2 separate regions of the Homo sapiens genome follow, and region 2 is linked to region 1. Evidence: chromatin loops called from intact Hi-C (ENCODE). Cell type or tissue: PC-9. All regions are shown on one strand. Links, peaks and the distances in the headings refer to the core of each region. The heading gives the core; the rest is flanking DNA.

Region 1 (2,920 bases), core at 127-2,626:
ACACCAGCAAAGAAAATAATTGTAATAATTTCAAAATGCAATACCTGGATTCAATAAATATCCTGTATAATCAATTATACCAGTCAATATCTAGAAATGCATGTAGATGTAATGAACAAAATGACTAAACTATAAATCTAAGGGAACTTAAAGCTTTGATCTTTGTTAACTTAAAACAATTCAGTTTCATATGAAGAAATTCAAGAAGAAAATTTCGGGACCCTTGATCAGAAGCTTGCAATGCTTGTTGTACTACTTTGGTGTAGACAAATATTCAAATAAGGCCAAGAAAGAAGAGTGTTTCCACTGAAGACACGATCTAAGAAGTAGGTGAACTAGTGTTCTGTAGAAACTAACTAGCTAGCCATCAAGATATTTCCACTAAAGACTCCTTACACTAGCAACTAACCATGTTTAAAAAAACCTTAGCCAGTATTACAAAAACAAAACATATAGAGTAGTGTTCATGAATACAAGCATAATAGGTTCCTTGCCTTCTACAAAAATAATCATCTTTGAAATGCTAAAAGCAGGTTTCAACTGGGGTTCCTCTCTGTGATGAGAAGGTGCAGATACACATGGGGTGATCCACTGATTTACCTTCTCAAAGTATTCTTTGGAAACAGTTTGATTTGACTTGATTGTAGGAGACTCTAGTGTCCAGTTTGCTGGGCAGACTTCTCCATGGGTTTTTTTTACAAACTGGAATGCCTTTACCAAGCAGAGGGTGTCTTCCACGTTTTAGCCCACTGGGAGGTCACTGACACTCAAATGCTTGATAAATTCATGGGGTCAATTATGAAGACTCCTCTTAGTGCAAACCAGGACCTTCTAACAGCACACCATAGTCTCAGGAAATGTGTTTAATTAAATCTGAGAAAAGTGTGATGTTCATGTGGCCCAAATCACCATTCTTTCTTGGTATATTTATCCAAGCAAGATGGCTAAAGTGGGAATCCACTAAGACTGCAACAACTTCACAGTTCACATTGTAAAATTCATTCTTTATCACTAACAGCAAGAAATTGTTGTCGACACACAAAGGTGAAATCCAAAGGATAGGAGAAAAGCACCAAACATTTCCCCTCATTATCATCAAGGCTTAGATCTTTGAACTCTGCATTGACAAAGGCTGTACCTTTAAAATAGGGTGACAGCAAGTGCATGGTATGAGGAAATTGTGCCAAAGGCGAATTCTGCTCGACCAGAATCAGACCACAATATGTTTGTCAAGCATGTTTTCCCCAGAAGCCACAGGCCTAAGGACTGCAGAGACAGGATGGTGTGCACATGTCGGTCAACCGAAGCTAGGGACAACCTTCCCACAGCGGCTGCCATCTTCAGTGCCTTGCAGGAGCCACCTTTTCATCACTTTAAATCCTCACAATAACTGTATGAGATGAATACAAGTATTCTAGTCCTAGAGATAAGGACAATGAAGCCCAGAGTAGGTAGTTAACTTGGCCAAATATTGCACGCTTAGAATTTGTCATGGTTAGGACTCAAACATTCAACATCAAATGCAGTTTCTTTCTCCTATACTGTAGGTAAATATTAACTCAGTTGATACTGGAGTAGCTATTCCCAAAGTGGAGAATCTTTTTTTTCTCTATTAAGAATCACTGACCTACTAGAACACAGTTTGATAACAACGTACTAGCATAAAAAAGGAGTTTTATTAAGGTTTGGGAGGGGGTTTTGTTGTTGTTTTTCTTCTTCATGGGGAACTACACTATGTTTAACTCACATCCTCTTTACTTTGAGAAAACAAAACACCTGCCAATACATAAATAATTGTGAGTGTTCATCAGTTCTTATTATTCCTGGGAGTTTAGAAAGGAGACAGGAGGGAGAAAAGAAAAGCGTGGTTTAGAGAAAGGGCAAAATTCTGGAGATTCGGAAAAGGCTGGGAGACAGAAGAGCTGTGACTATTCTGAAGTATGTGTCAGCTGAGATAGACAACTTGGCTTAATGTGTGATTTGCTGGGACCGTTGAAGACAGAGTTGGGCAACAGATCAGTTGTCATCGTACTCTTCAAAGTGCTCTTTAGCTGTTTAATCTCATTTACAGCTCTTCTACTGCTCTTTTTACTTTTTAAAAGAGAATTTGCCAAGGATACTGGCCATTTAAGCTTCTGACAGAATGCTAGAGCCGGCCTCATACTGCCTTGCAAGAGCCAATTGGTCAGTTTTCAGGAATTTTGTAAATCCATTGTTAAATACAGCCATTATGAAAATTTAATTATATAAACTTATAATTAAATAAATTATATTTTTTAAAGATGATAAATACTTGAAATTCATCACTTCCTATTTAATTTATCCTATTCCACTGTTATCTATGTTCTTGAGACTGTTTTGCCTATTATATCTGTATAGTGGGAGTACTGTGTGATGGTATGCTATGTATAGCTCTTCCCAGTTCCACATCCGATGACATCACATTGGTAGCTTGAATGTGGGATTCATAGTGGGATCACATACCCTATGGAAATTGGCAAATGCTACAAATCAGTACCTAACTTATTTTTTATTGAATCTTTGTAGTGTTTTTGTCTACCTATTATGGCTTTTGCATTATTTTAACTTTGTATTGTAGTCATTTGTCTACTTGTCTTATACCCTCTGCCAAATATAACCTCTTTCCACCTAGGGGTGGTTTCCCATTCATGTGTGTGTTCTTTCCCCACAAGCACTCAACAGTTCCTTACACTTGCGTATCACAGATAACAGAATAGCACAGACTGGGTGGCTTAAACAACAGAAATTTATTTTCTCACAGTTCTGGAGTCCAAAAGCTCAAGATCAAGATGTCAGCAGGGTTGATTTCTGGTGAGGCTTTTCTTCCTGGCTTGCAGATGGCCTTTTCTCTGTGCATGCTCCTGGTTATCTCTTCCTCTTCTTACAAGGACACCAGTCT
Region 2 (2,920 bases), core at 310-2,809, 69 kb after region 1:
TCGTCTGTGTAGAGGAGGAATCCCAGCCACGGTTTGGAGGCACAGATAATTTACAACAGTGGCTGGCGTTCAAGTGGATATCAGTGCATCAGGCCCTGTTTCTCAAATTCATTAATCCATACAATCATGCATTCAATGATATTTGTTTGCCTGTAACATATTTGAGTCTTTGCAGGTCATACAGTCTGTCACAACTCCCAACTCCAGAAAGCAACCCTCGACAATATGCAAATGAATAGGTGTGGTTGTGTTCCAATACAACTTTATTTAGAAAAACAGGCAGTGAGCGGTGAGCTGGATTTGGTTCACTGGCCATTGCAGTTTGCAAACTCCTGTTCTAAACAGCTCCATTTTCTTCATGTCTCTGCCCCAGCACATAAATAATAAATAATATAGGAAAGACCCTACTGAAAGGGAGCTAAATCATCAGTATGAGTTGTAAATGTCTGGAGGGCATTCACAGTCTTGAGGCATGCTTTCTTTCCTTGGGGAATTTTAGGCCTTACTAAACCTTCTTCCTGCATACTGAATACCAGGTATGAGGTCAGGGCTAGCAAACAGGAGCACAGTTTCTGCCCTCTTGGAGCTGCTGATCTGTCAAGAAGACAGAGATGAAACAACAACTACACAGATGCACCATAGTCATGATGAACCTTAAAAAGGAAAGATATATTTTTCCTCATCTAATCATCACTACAGCTTTAGTACTCACTTCCTGTCATTATGCCCATCTTACTGATGCATCTCAAGAGGTTTACAAATTTCCCCAAGTCACCCAGCCAGAAAGTAGCTCTCCAGTTCTGTTCGTAGTTAGAGGGGAAAGGAGTGCTTCTCAAGTTGGAGTGTGACCTGTGACAGTACAGTTCCATCTTGGGGACAGTATCAGCTGCTAATTTAAACACATCAACAGAGCTGTGATTAGTAAGGAGAAAACATTTCTGCAGTGCAGGGAGCTCATTATAAATCACGTGTACTTTGACTTTAAAATTGGAGAAACCCCAGATGGTGGGCTATATAATGAATCACCAGAGATGGAGATTGACAGGTGTGATCATGGTATTTTTTTCTGGATGTTTGGAATCCCACCCATGTGGATCACAGCACTGACCCACTCCAGGTTGGAGGGTGGTTGCTTTTTTCCAAGCTGTGGGTAACATGAGAATCCATTTACGTTTATTCCATGAGTATGTATTGAGCACCAAAGGGTACTGGGCACTGCTAGCTCTGCAAGAATACAGTGAAGAGTAGGGAGAAGATCCTGGCTCCCAGGGGATTCATTCAGCTACAAACTTACATATGACCTTAATAAGTCAGGGTGAGTAGTTTAAAAAAGGGTCAAGTGCAATAGTGAGTGGTTGGCCAGAAGACAACTAACTTTGCTACTTTAGAAGGAGTGTTCAGAAATGACACTGCTGAGGAGGTGACATCTACACGAGGACTTTAACAAACAGAAGTCAGGCATGCAAAGGGAAGAGTTTTCCAAGGCCTGCTGGAATAAGCTTATTGTTGTGTTTGGGGAGACAGGGAGGAATGTAAGCACAGCTGAAGCAGAGTTAAGCGAGGAGGAGTGTTTAGTTGATTATCTTGGAGAAAGAGAAGAGAGCCAAGTCACGTAGGGCCTTAAGGTCTGCGTAAGGATTCTAGATTTTGCCAGTAATGAAAGTAACCACAGAACTACCCTTTCTAGAGGCAAGTACACAGTTATTGCTCATCTTTGGTCAACATTGGCCTTTCTGTTCATGCCCTGCATGCAAGAAGACCCTGGAGGAAAATCTGAGTTAATGAATCAGAAGAGAGGCATTTCTCCTCTCTAGAGTGAGCAGGTAGTATTTCCAGTCCCACCCACACATAGTCCAGGGGAATGAATGGCTTACATTTAGGTGAAACTGATAGTAGATGCTGGGCTTGTGCAACAGGACCCTCCTGCTCTGATCAAGCTCTTTTGTTTTTCAAGGGGGTGCCTCAGGTTATCCCGAGCTTTCCCGGGATGCAGAAGCCTGATACCAGAAGGCAGTACACCTCCCAGCAGAATAGAAGCTGCTCTTCTTCGAGGTCACCTCCTCACGGAAATAGGAATCTGTTCACAAGCAGGATGCTCTCAAAAACATTTCACTTCTGGGCTTATGAAAGACAGGTTCGGGAAAACAGCATGCTGGGGAATTAATAGTATTTGCTAAGTTATTTATGCTGACCCTAATTCTACTCAAGAGCTAGGTTGGAAAGCCCTGCAAAGATCATTGTGTCCACCTTTTGTTTCTAGACATGAGTTTGAAGATGTTTTCTTTCCTTTCTTACTAGAGTTCATCCACTCAAACCACTCATTCATCATCTTAGGTTGTTATCCTCTCCTCTCTGCTTTCATATTGGGGAGGCTCTGGAAGTGATTAGGCTGTTGTAAATCGGCTTTTATGATTTGTATGTAAGAGATAAGCAGCAGAGTAAGCAAGCGATTGGAGGCCCCAGCTGCTATTGCCCTGACAGTTATCCCAGGAACGAAATTGAAACAAAAAATTACTGGAGTATATGATATTTAGCTGATTAATTTCTTTATAGGCATATCCAATGTTAAAATTTGACCCTTTAACAAACATTGTTTTATTTTTTATTTATTTATTTGTTTATTTTTTGGAGACAGGGGCTCGCTCTGTTGCCCAGGCTGGAGCACAGTTGCACAATCTCGGCTCACTGCAGCCTCCACCTCCTGGGCTCAGGTGATACTGCCACCTCAGTCTCCCAAGTAGCTGGGACTACAGGCACGCACCACCATGCCCAGCTAATTTTTGTATTTTTAGTAGAGACAGGGTTTCACCATGTTGCCCAGGTTTGTCTTGAACTCCTGAGCTCAAGCAGTCCACCCTCCTTGGCCTCCCAAAGTGCTGGGATTACAGGCATGAGCCACCACACCTGGCCAAACGTTGCT

What was found. A loop is a pair of places that touch in the nucleus more often than their neighbours do. Peaks named below come from ENCODE experiments on the same cell type or tissue, not always from the same donor. Only the 100,000 strongest peaks of a DNase experiment are listed, where the experiment ranks them.
Region 2: it touches region 1 in a loop (2.9-fold over the local background); 2 of 110 quality-filtered maps call a loop at or near these places.

The regions. Positions count from the first base shown.
Region 1 is chr3:64,172,819-64,175,738 of GRCh38, reverse strand. All of the region lies in intron 2 of PRICKLE2 (prickle planar cell polarity protein 2), which reads left to right. It also overlaps the pseudogene PRDX3P4. Among named protein-coding and RNA genes, the nearest start is that of PRICKLE2-AS3, 13 kb to the left of the region's middle. In PC-9, for the core only: no CTCF peak of the experiment used is centred there; a DNase peak (open chromatin) is centred at 1,198; H3K27ac peaks cover 478 bases.
Region 2 is chr3:64,103,688-64,106,607 of GRCh38, reverse strand. All of the region lies in intron 7 of PRICKLE2 (prickle planar cell polarity protein 2), which reads left to right. It overlaps PRICKLE2-AS2 (PRICKLE2 antisense RNA 2), which reads right to left. Exons shown (of 4, transcript NR_046701.1): 2 at 1,875-2,115; 3 at 713-889; 4 at 250-594. Among named protein-coding and RNA genes, the nearest start is that of PRICKLE2-AS2, 1.7 kb to the right of the region's middle. In PC-9, for the core only: no CTCF peak of the experiment used is centred there; a DNase peak (open chromatin) is centred at 1,767; H3K27ac peaks cover 1,665 bases.